Linked DNA regions of Homo sapiens: region 2 is linked to region 1. The links are chromatin contacts, found by Hi-C in ENCODE. All regions are on one chromosome and are shown on one strand. The core of a region is the stretch at or near the end of the contact, and the rest is flanking DNA. Distances in the headings are between cores, read along the strand shown.

Evidence for each region. A loop is a pair of places that touch in the nucleus more often than their neighbours do. Pooled maps may share reads with other maps.
Region 2: a map of endothelial cell of umbilical vein shows a loop between it and region 1 (2.7-fold over the local background). The contact joins two enhancer-like sites. A Hi-C loop is called at or near these places in 3 of 168 maps with a recorded cell type or tissue (Calu3, PC-9 and endothelial cell of umbilical vein) and 1 of 50 pooled maps.

What each region holds. Positions count from the first base shown.
Region 1 is chr1:58,814,616-58,820,640 of GRCh38, forward strand. The region is part of intron 1 of JUN-DT (JUN divergent transcript); the gene reads left to right. LOC101926907 (a long non-coding RNA gene) reads left to right here. Exons shown (of 2, transcript XR_246327.5): 2 at 653-1,427. Among named protein-coding and RNA genes, the nearest start is that of JUN-DT, 32 kb to the left of the region's middle. RefSeq lists enhancers at 1-309, 310-1,305 and silencers at 747-946, 1,759-1,908. Within about 2 kb of position 3,601, at least 3 of the 41 ENCODE cell types and tissues checked have a DNase peak (open chromatin) inside an H3K27ac peak, as active enhancers do; they include endothelial cell of umbilical vein, where a contact is called at or near this core.
Region 2 is chr1:59,125,885-59,131,909 of GRCh38, forward strand. No RefSeq gene overlaps it. Among named protein-coding and RNA genes, the nearest start is that of HSD52, 18 kb to the right of the region's middle. Within about 2 kb of position 2,452, at least 2 of the 41 ENCODE cell types and tissues checked have a DNase peak (open chromatin) inside an H3K27ac peak, as active enhancers do; they include endothelial cell of umbilical vein, where a contact is called at or near this core.

The DNA.
Region 1 (6,025 bases), core at 2,351-4,850:
AGCGGGCCGGGCGGCGGCGAATGAGTTGACGGGTGGAGCTGGAAGAGGCTTTGGCGATCCAGCGGGCAAGCGAAGGACACCGCGGGAAGGGGTGGTACCCGGAAACGCAGCTGGGCAGTCGCGCCGCTCCCCTGTCCTCGCCAGCGCGCTTTCTCTTCCTGGCCCCTGCGCCTCCTCCGGGCCCCGCGGTGGCGTGAAAGGCGCTCAGGACAGACTTGTATTTGAATCCAAGCTGTTCCACCCACACGCTTTTGTTCTTGGGCGAGTGACTTCTATCTGACCCAGAGTTTTCCCAGACGAAAGTGGGAAGACGGTGCCTACCCCAAAGCGTCGTGGGAATGAAAGTCAATGAAGTGACATAGGAAAGGTGCCTAGCACATGGCAGGTGCTGAGCAAAGCGGGGTTCCCTTTCCCTTTGTTTAGCCCCAAGATCTCACTCCTAGCCCTGAAGTCGCGCCCCAAAGGCAGCCCCAGGACGGCGGGGTCTGGGAGGCAGGAGGCCTGGCCTGGCAATAACTCATTTGAATCATTTGATCCTCAAATGGGATGGGGGCGAGTGGGCGGATTCTGAGGCTGCCTTTGGAATGCGTTTCTGTGATCCTAGGAGGGAATTTCAATGCATTCTTCCATTCACGTATTTATTTATTCACAGATTCCTATCAGGCGAAGGCCGCCTTTCCTGGCCTCCCCCACAGGCCCGCCAGCGATTCGTCCTTACAAGGCTAGCCTCCACGGGCTGCCCTCTGTGTAAATAAAGCCACAGACTTCCGCCCACAGGTCGCCGCAGGTCCCGCCCGCAGCGCCGGGCCGCGGGGGAGGCGGGAACTGGTGCTACGGCCGCTACGCAGGCCTCGGGAGGCTCGGAGCCCGCCACGCCCCAGCCCTCTCGCAGGGCCGGGGAGCCACGGGGCCAAAAGGAGGAGCAGGTGGAAGAAATCCAGGCTCAGACCGTCGGAGTCCCCACCCATGAGCACCCTTCTCCACTGATCACTCAGAACATGGTAGGCCCTAGAGAGACAGCAGCCCGAATCTTCCCAGAAACCCTGCAGGAGATTCCTTCTTCCCATTTTATAGAAGGGAGGCTGAGGCTCGGCACGTTGAAATGGCTTGACCAAGGTCCCACAGGCAAAAAAATGGTACAGCAAGATATTGTAACCCAATATCTGGCTGCAAAACCCAGTCTCTCCCCAACCCACCTATCGTCACCGAGATTGTAAAACTTCTAACCGGGAAGAATCAAATACATGCACAACGGGTTACAGGTTAACAGACAGATGGGAGCGGAAAGGGACATTCCAGCGCTTCCCTGGGCGTGTCGCACAGGGCAACTCCAACCACAGGCGAATTTTCCTGGGTGACAGTTAAACTCCTTTTTGCATGAAAAAATACAGATTCTTATTAAAACAATAATCGATTAGACTATAAAACTCTCAAAGTTATTTCGGATCAAAATTATTTTCGGCTGTTTCCACACCTTTTTTTCTCGATTGTGCAGAAATTCTTCACACCGTCTGCACAGATGGGCAAACTGAGACCCGGACGAGTCCCATTGAGAGAGAGAGGCAGAGCCGGGGTTGGGAGAAGACTGAGATTTCTGGGATCCGGCTTGGGGTGTTTCCGCTGGGTGGGGGCGCCGGTTTGCGAAGAGCTTTCCTCGGACAGCTACTGCTGATTTTTGTCGCTCAGCCAGCCAAGTGGGGGCGATTCTGAGTAATCGCAGGCAATCAGCGCGGCTGGGGTTAAAAGCGAAAGGGACTCGCGGGCGAACGGCCGGGGAGGGCGGCGGGCACAGAGCCCAGACGCCGGCAAAGGCGGGGCGCCGCCGGGGTTCCCTCGGTGCGAGCGCGCGCGGCACTTCCTGCTTTTGCTCCTCCCTGCGGTCCTGCCGGCCGTTGTAAACTGGCGCTGCGGGCCACACCCGTGTTCCAGGCCCGCTAACCCACCGGCGGCCCCAGAGCCCCAGGCGGCCCCAGAGACCCAGCCTCAATCCTCAGTCCTCGTACAGTCCTCAGGTCCAAGTTCTGGCCATAGGAACGCCAGCCAGATCTGCAGCTCAGCTAGCTGAATTTCAGGTTCCAGAGACCTGGCCCTTTTCTTCCATGTAGGGGACAGTCAGGTTCTCTGGCCTGGGTTTTCTAAAAGTACCCAGAGTTGAACTACCTTCCACTCAGCAATCCCATTACTGGGTCTGTACCGAAAGAAAAATAAGTGGTTCTTCCAGAAAGACACATGAATCCCTATGTTCATCGAAGTGCTATTCACAATAGCAAAAACTTGGAATCAACCCAGGTGCTTGTCAATGGTGGATTGGATAAAGAAAATATGGCTCATACACACCACGGAACACTATGCAGTCATAAAAAGAATGAAATCGTGTCCTTTGCAGCAACATGGATGCAGGTGGAGGCCATTATCCTAAGTGAACTAATCAGGAAAAGAAAATCAAATACCACATATCCTCACTTATAAGCAGGAGCTAAACAATGGGTACACATGGACATAAAGGTGGACATGATAGACACTGAGGACTACTAGAGTTAGTGGGAGAGGGAGCAGAGCAAGGGCTGGAAAATTACCTCTTGGGTGCTATGCTCACTATCTGAGTGACAAGCTCAATTATACTAAAAACCTCAGCATTAGGCAATATACCTTTGTAACAAACCTGCACATGTACCCCCAATTATAAAATAAAAGTTGGGACGGGTGCAGTGGCTCACTCTTTTAATTCCAGCACTTTGGGAGACAGAAGGGGGAGGATGGCTTGAGGCCAGGAGTTTGAGACCCACCTGGGCAACAAAGTGAGACCTCATCTCTACAAAAAATTTAAAAATTAGCTAGGCATGGTGGCGTGCACCTGTGGTCCCAGCTACATAGGAGGCTGAGACAGAAGGATTGCTTGAGCCTAGGAAGTCGAGGCTGCAGTGAGCCATGTTCCTGCTACTGCACTCCAGCCTAGGCACTGGGCTGGACACCGTTTCAAAATAAAGTAAAATAAAAGTTGAAAAAAATATATAAAACAAACAAAACAACCCACACTTGACATTTGCTGACTATATGGCCTTGGGAAAATTACTTAACCTCAGTCTCAGTTTCTGCATCTGTAAAATGTGAGTTACTGACACTTACCTCATATAATTGTTGTGAGAAGTAAATATGTGCCTATCTGTAAAGGCCTAGAACATTTGAAAAAAAACTAATTAAATGCTATGTTTTGTTATTAGTGTTAGTTAGGCCTAGGTAGGAATCTTGTTTAGGCCACTTAAGAACTGGATGACCAGGCAGGTGTACTTTCTTCAGTTTCCCCACCTGGAAAAAGGAGTTTATTACACTTTATGTCACAGGGTGATGGTGAGGTCCCCATTATCCAGCAATTCCACAAGTGATGATGTTTGCAACTCTTACTGTTTGCCAGCACTGTCTTAAGCATTTGACCCTTATTAACTCATTTAATTCTACAATTACAGTATGAGAGAGGTATTAAGAGCATCCCATTTCACAAATAGGAAATTGAGGAACGAAGAAGTTAAATGACTTACCCAAAGTCACACAGCTACTAAGTAGGACTTGAATCTACAAAGTTTGGCTCCTTATTCCATATTCTTAATTCCTGCAGGATGTATCAGACACAATGCTAGGCAATGGGCATGCAGCCAGGAATGATACCACACACAGCTGCCTCCTCAACAAAGGCAAGGGGTTCCTTTCTGAGCTTATTGGCATTCCTTATATATGATTAAGCATTGCATGCATATGCTATATTTTATATAATAAGGTGGCTTGCACACCGTAGATATTCAAGATTGTTGGTTTCCCTCACTGTAATTTTTGGGGGTCCAGTTCCAAGTGCTTACATGGAATGTGGAGGGAGGTTAGGTTTTAAGTGATAGAGAAGTTGGTGTCTAATAGATGCTCCACATACCTAAGTTCCCTCGTCTGTGTACTTAGTGATCTTCCAGCTAAAGAGAATAAAACAGCACAGGCTTAAGGTTTAGACCTTTTAACAATAATAATAATTACTTCTGCCTTTGCAGAGTAATTCTGTTTCTGTAGAATTATGTCTGCACTGTGGGGTTCCCAGAATTGAGGGTAAATTTACTGTATTTATCACTTAATCATTTCCAAAACAGCTTATGACTATGGCATCTTTAGTCAAAGGCCCAGAATTCTCCTCCTACCCTCTGTCTTTGGAGTCCCCGTGGTAATTTTTGCTGTAAATGGCTAAAGCTATTAAATATAGTGTACATCTTCCTGCCATGGAAATATAAGCTGTCATTACATTCATTGCTTAAATGTTGTGATTATTTCAAACTTGGCTTTTGTATTTGAAGCCTTGAGTTAAATGTGGAAAGTAAGGGAGAAAACGGATAATGGTTAGAAATAAAAACGTGCAGTGGATAGGTTTCCAAAGTAATAAAAAGCCACTTTAAATTTCAAAAGATTTTAAACCTGTGTAGTTCCAGACAGAATACCCTAAATTCCCATCAAACATTGTGTCTCTATTCTGAGGGTCAGAACCGCCTTGAGGCAATTCAATGAACTCAACTGACAACAAAGAATTAAATCATTAATTTCTGCTTGTAAAAGAGATAGCCTGTGGACAACACTCAGCAGATGGTAGGTATTCACAAGGAAACTATTATGATTAGAGACAGGGATATGGAGAGAACAAAGACAGTATACTCAGCTGACATTTATTGAGCACCTACTATGTGACAGTTGCTTTCAAATCCATTATTTCAAATAAACCTCAAAATAAGGCTATGAGGAAAAGATCATATTATAGAAGAGGAAACTGACACTCCAAGACGCTTGTTAACTTGCCGAGAAAGTGAGTGGCAAAGTCTGAGTTGGAAGAAGTTGGGTCTGACTTCAAGTTCAGTATCTGATTCGCTGCACCTCTCTGCTTTTTCCCTGTATGCCCAAATGTCAGTCATTTTAGAGCTGGAGGTGAGGATCAGAGGGGACTTTAAGATCGCCTCACCCAGAGTTTCTCTGCCTCTTTTATAATCCAAGTCACCCTAGATAAACACAAAAACCTTACATCCTCTTTTAATGAGTTTCAAATTCAAAATAAGCAAAATATCATGATTCAAAACAAATCAAAGCAAGGGGACATTTTCAGTATTTTGTTTTGAAACAAAACAAGTCTTTCCAGCACTTTTGTTTCCAGCTCCGTGCCTCCACCAACCTCACTGGAGAGCTGGTGATCCTTTGCCCCCCTCCTCCTAGTCATTGACTTCCAAGGAAGTTGAGCTCAGAGCGGACTGACTGACTAGCTTGTGACATGGTCAGCTCTTGAACTCAGGTCTGCCTGACTCCAGTGTGGTATCTTTTCTGTAAACACCCTGCTTACTTCATAGCCTGGTCTCTTACTGAACCCCAGCTCACAGTCCACACTTCGGACTGACTTTATCACCTCTAGTTTCCAGAATGTGTCCTCCTCCTTCCTGGCCGTTGCTCAGGCTTTTCCTCTCCGTGGAACACCCTCACTACCGCTCCTCCCCGCTTGTCTGGGGAGCCCCTGTTCCCCAAGCTTCAGCTGAAATGCAGCTTACTTTAGGAGCTTTTCTGGACTCCTGCCTATATCCAAATGAAGGGGACTGATTCCTTTTGTACACGTGCCCATGTACCCATGTAGAATTATCTTTTGGCATTTGCTAACACTTTAATATTCTTTACACGTCTCTTCCTTTTTTTTCTTCCTTTTTTTTTTTTAATTTGAGACAGAGTTTCACTCTTGTCACCCAGGCTGGAGTGCAGTGGCATGATCTTGGCTCACTGCAACCTCTGCCTCCCCGATTCTAGCGATTCTCCTGCCTCACCCTCCTAAGTAGCTGGGATTACAGGCATGCGCCACCATGCCCAGCTAATTTTGTATTTTTAGTAGAGAAGGGGTTTCACCATGTTGGCCAGGCTGGTCTCGAACTCCCGACCTCAGATGATCCACCTGCTTTGGCCTCCCAAAATGCTGGAATTACAGGTGTGAGCCACTGCGCCCAACCTAAGTCTCTTTTTCTTAATCGCC
Region 2 (6,025 bases), core at 1,202-3,701, 310 kb after region 1:
CAAGATAGGAGGACCCAGGGCAATTCTGGTTTCTTGAAATTCTTCATGGTCTCTCTTTCACCCTTGAGGACTGCCACAAACATGACTCTTTCCCCAGCAACTCCCAATCTCTTCAGCAACTCATTCCAATTTTCATATTTCTACTAAAGAGAATCTGACTAAGGTAGCTTGGGTCAGGCTCTGGTGTCTCTGTGGGTTAAGAGGTCACAATACAGACAGGGCCATTGGGGGGGCACCTGAAATTCTTAAAGCCATGGATGTGTAGTGAGTCGGTCACCCCAGGAGGTGTGATTCAAAGTGAAAAAGGCACCAACCTCTAAAACATTTGTGTAAGTATAGTGTATCTCCACAATGAAGTCACAGCTCTTTGAGAGCATGTTTCATGCTTTTTCTGGAAGCAACTTGGACAACAAAAATGCCTGGTTTATAGTAGACGCTGAATAAAGGATCATTTCCTTTCACTTTCCCCCATAATCCCTGATATTACAAGTCTCATTACAGGAATAGGGGTGGCAACAACTGAAAGCCAGAATGTTTTGTAAATTTTGTGCAACCAGATTCACCAAAATTCTCAATATCTACCATATGCCAGGCGTATATTGAATACAATTGACAGAAGAAAATAGTAAATGTTTTTAAGAGCTCACAGTCTGGCAGGGAAGAGAAGCATGTAGATGACTCACAATAATAGTGAGTTATGTGCTGTAGTAGAAATAAGTATAAGATGCCTTAAGAGTATAGGGGAGAGAGCAACTGAGAGAGTTGGAAGAAGTGACATTTGAGGTGGTGTGTGTGGATGAGTAGGAGTCCTGCAGGGATAAAATGGATGAGGAGAATTCTAAGCCAAAGGAATAGCATGTTCAATGGTACTGAGGCATAGAAATGCTGAGCTGTGTTCAGGAAACAGCTAAAACCTTCATGTGAATAGACTCCTAGGCATAGACTAGAACCATATTTAGTCATTTGATAATAACAATTGAGTACCTGTACTGTGCAGGGTTACTAGGGGGTCAAGGAAAAATGATAAAGAAAATGTGGTATATATGCATAATGGAATACTAGTCAGCCAAGAAAAATAATGAAATTATGTCTTTTGCAGCAACATGAATTGGAGGCCATTATTTTAAGTGAAACAACTCAGACACAGAAAGAAAAATACTGCATCTTCTCACTTACAGGTGAGAACATAATAATGTGTACTCATGGGCTTAGAGTCTGGAATAGTAGACACTGAAGACACAGAAAGGTGTGGGGTGGCAGGGGGGTGGATAATAAGAAATTACTTAATGGGTACAATGTATGTTATTCCAGTAATCGATACACTAAAAGCCCAGACTTCACCACTACACAATATATCCATGTAACAAAATTATACTTATACTCCATAAATTTATACAAATTTTGTATAATTTTTGTACAAATTTTGTATAAATATCAGTGCCAGGCACTGTGCTATGGATTTTACATGTTATCTCATTTAAACTGAGGCTGATCTACAATTCTTACAAAGAAAAATGAGATGTACTTCTCACCTTCAGTGGGAAGGGCAACCACAATGACTATGATTAGATGAGTGCAATACCAGATGGGGACAAAAACTTTCCTGTGAGTTTTTGGGGGAGTTTTAGGGGAGGGGACATTATCTATGGACTCAGGAAGAGGAGCCCAGAGCTCTAGGCATAGGTTGGAGATTTGAATGCCATGCAAAACTGCTTCAGTTTCTTTATCTTGCAGGTCATAGTGCCCTCTAAAATTTTTCATACATGTTTGTTAAGCAGGAAGGCTCATTTGCAGAGGTTGCTTTAAAACCTTCTGTCTCAAAAAAGGACAATCCCATTTGTTTTATACTTGTTTGCCAGGCACTGTGCTATGGATTTTACATGTTATCTCATTTAAACTGATGCTGATCTGCAGGTGGAGAGGGCTGTGTGTCCAACTTTGGAGGTGAGCAAGGCAGAGAACAGAGAAGAGTGCTGTGTAGTGTCGGTGGGGATGGTTGGGCATGTTAATGCTGTTTTATGTGTAGGGTGCAGGGAATTAAATTCTCACAGTTCAGAGAAAGGTCCCTGCCTTGATCAAAATGGCTGCTATTCATTGAGTATGTATGATGAGTCAAAGCCTTAATTACTCCATCAGCCAGAAATATGGTGAGCTGCAAATCACTTCAACTACCTACAGTCCACTTGTCTCAAGCCGTGAGGAGTCCAAGAAAAGCAGTCCAACAATACCACCAAAGACCCACTCATCGTTTTTCTAAGACAGCTGTTGCATCTCCAGGTCTCTTTTCCCTATTCCAAGAAGGAAGAAAAGGAGAAGAAAGGCTTTTACCAAAAAGGTTTAGCTTTCTTATTCAGGACCAGAAACCCTTCCCTGAGACTTATGCTTACATTTCATTGGCCAGAACAATGTCATGTGGCCACCCCCAGGTGCTAGGGAGACTGGAAAATTGAATGTTTTAATAGGGTGTATGTGCTGCCTCCTCCACCCTAAATTAGGCATGAGTCACTGAGGAAGAAGGGGGATATGGGTAGCAAGTAGGCAACATATATAATCTCATTCCATGCTTCCAACAGTTCTGTGAAGTAAAGTTATCTACATTCTACAGATAGGAATATGAATGCAGAGAGGAAAGTAAATTGCCCAAAGTCACCCAAATAGTGAGTCATGGAATAGAGATTTTAAAACAGGCCTATATCATTCCAACTGAAAGGATTATTTTATGATATCATCCTGTCTCCCTTAGCTGTGTGAACTTGAAGAATTTACCAAACCTCCCTGAGCCTCAATTTAAGATCCGTAAAATTAGAATAATCATCCCTGACTCAAAGCTTCCTGAAGCATCAAGTTACATGCAAAGGGTTGGAAAGGATAATATCAATGGGACCCCAATTATTATTGATTTACCATTTGCCAAAATGTCTCATCTAAAGTTGACAAGCAATGAAGGTTCTCTGAACACAGCATGAACGTTGGTATTTGGGGTTGGCACCAGTAAAATCTCTTCACTGGCATTTCCTATTTGGGCCTCATTATGGATTCCCAGGAATTTCCACTGGCTGGATTTCCTTTGTCCACCTCAATAGCTGCATATGCAGATGAGTTATGAGCCACATTCCACAGCAGGTCAGATGAAAACAATGTGCAAACTATCCATTGTAGCTTTCTTGCCTTCTTTCCCCATGGCTGCTCCCCAACTAGAGCTAAATCCAGGCTGTTCCTTAGACTGTGCTTCTGGTGCCCCCTCCCAAGATGGAATAAACTGTCTGAACACCAAGGAAGTCATCCTGCTGCAGACGCACCACAGCTCACATGGTTTCGTGCCTCTCGGATTGGGCTCTTGTGTGTCTCTGCCTGGAAGGCTTTGCCGTCATTGTTCTCCCAGTCAAGGCCCAGGCAAAATCTTAGGTATCCCATTTCAGTGACACCTTTCCCCACTCTTCCTGGTGGGATTTTGTTGTTGTTACATTTTTTTCTCTATTACCAAAGGGCTTTGTCCATACTTGTGTTACACATAGCACTGTCATCACATCAAGAGTCTGGCTTTGCTTTTACTGAACACCAGGATTTTGAAAAAGAACAAATAAAGTAATAGTGATAACCCCAAAAAATGTGATGCTGTGGTATGAATGTTTGTGCCCCTAGCCCCCAAAATCATATGGTGAAATCTTGACCTTCAAAATATTAGTATTGGTATTGGTATTAGTATTGGTATTAGGAGGTGGGGACTTTGAAAGATGATTAGGTCATGAGTGTGGAGCCCTCATGATTAGAATTAGTGTCCTTATGAAAGAAACTGAAGAGAGCTCCTTTGTCCCTTCCACCATGTGAGGATACAGTTAGGAGGTGAGATCAATGAGGAAGCATGCCCTTGCCAGACACCAAATCTGCTGGCATTTGATCTTGGACTTCCCAGCCTTCAGAACCATGAGAAATAAATGTTTATTGTTTACAAACTACCTAGTTTATGGTATTTTTGTCATAGCAGCCCGAACACACTAAAACATTCATGTACATTATAATAGAAGAAAGCAAGGATGAGATGGGAATCAAAAATATAAATGAAAAAAATTATATTCTCCTTTCCCTTCCCATCTGTATCCCCGACAGCCACTTAGTTATTTCTCTGGTGTGGCACAAGCAAGGACCAATCCAAGCAGGCAAAGAACTAGAGCAGAGTGCTAGAGGCCTCCTGTGCAGCCAAGGTTCATTTTCTTAGGGCTACAGTCTGGTCATCTTTTTGTGTCAATACATACAGACCTATTCTATTTGTTTTCGTTGCTCCCTAACTATTGCATGAATATACCATGAAATTTTTAGGCCATTTTCCTACCTTGGAAGCATCCAGTGTTTCACTGTTACAAATGTTGCTGGAATGAATCTGCTTGAAAATATATTTGTGAGCACACGTGCTGGTATTTCTGAGTGATAGAATCCTAGAAACAAGGTTTGGGTGGAGACTCCAAAGTTGTACTCCCACTTAATAGGACATAAGCATACATGTTTCCCCAAAGCCCCACTGAAATTAGATATTGTTGATTGTATTAACTTTTGTAAACGTTGAAAAACTATCTCATTACTTAGTTTGAATTTCTTTAATGATCAATTCAGTTGAGCTTTGTTCTATATGTTTATAGGGGTTTTATTTTTCTCCTGTGCTGCGACTACTAGCATCAGGATCTTGATTGCAATAATCAGGGAGTTCCCCTCAGTCCTGAGGCCTGACTCCAACAATACCCCATGAAATTTTTCAACACAAGAATATGTGAGAAGAACAAAAGAATTTGTTAAGAATGGCTGAGCCAGCACTCTGGGATTAGAGCCTCAAGAAGTTTTCCTTTGCCGTTTACTGGGCATATCCATGTGTGACAATCACATGTACCATTCACTGAGGTTCTAGTGGCAACTTCTAGACCAAACACTTTAAACATGTATTAAGGGTCTTCCGCTTAGGTAGGGAAGGGAAGGGTCTTACATTTTCTAGTTTGGGGGCTTCTGGGGCTTTGCAGGGTTTTCTGTTATTTTTTTGGTTGTTGTGTACATTGCTGTTGTCTTTGCTTTGTGCCAGTCTGGCAGAGTATCTTCCATGTGAAATGACGTCTAGTTCTGCAACATTCTGATGGGGGATGTCACCTTCTCAATTCAGAGCCTTTTCTATTAAATACGGTCTATTGCCTTTGCATAAGAAGTCAATTTTATTTCATTTCAAATTCAAGGAGCACCTACTCTGTGCTAAACTTTGGGAATACAAAATTAGATTACACTAAGTCCCTATTTCAGGAAAGCCTCCAGTCTGGTGGAGCTGAAAGGGAAATATCATGGTCATATAATCAAGATGGAGTGATGCTTGGGATTCTCTGGGAAGATAGGACCAATTCCCTGCTTTCCAGTTGCTGTGATCTGAGTGTTTATGTTCTCCCCAAATCCATATGTTGAAATCCTGACCCCCAAGGTGATGGCATTAAGAGGTGGGGCATTTGGGAGGTGATTGTGTCCTGAGAGCACAGCCCTTGTGAATAGGATTAGTCCCTTATAAAAGAAATCTGGAAAGATTTCTCACTTCTTCCATTCTTGTGAGTTTACAGTGAGAAGATACCCATCAATGAGAAAGCCTTTACCAGACACCAAATCTACAGGCACCTTAATCTTGCACTTCCCAACCTACAGAACTATGAAAAAAAAAAGTTTGTTGTTTATAAGCCACCCCATTTATGGTATTTTGTTATAGTAGCCCAAACTGACTAAGATACTAGTGAGCAGGTAATAGAAACTCTATGTGCCTCAGTTTCTTCATTTGTAATACATAGAACATAATAACACAACTGATAAGGTTATTACGAGTACTAAATGAATTATCCAAATAAAGTACCCAGAGCATGTTGTGTAGTAAGTGATCAATGTGTTAGTTTTTAGTGTTATTATCACTGTTTTTCTTAAGTATTATTATTATTATTATTATACTACAAAAAGGGATCTCACTCAATCTAGAGGTTACTGGAGAAGGTGCTGGCAGGGTCAAGTTTTGAAG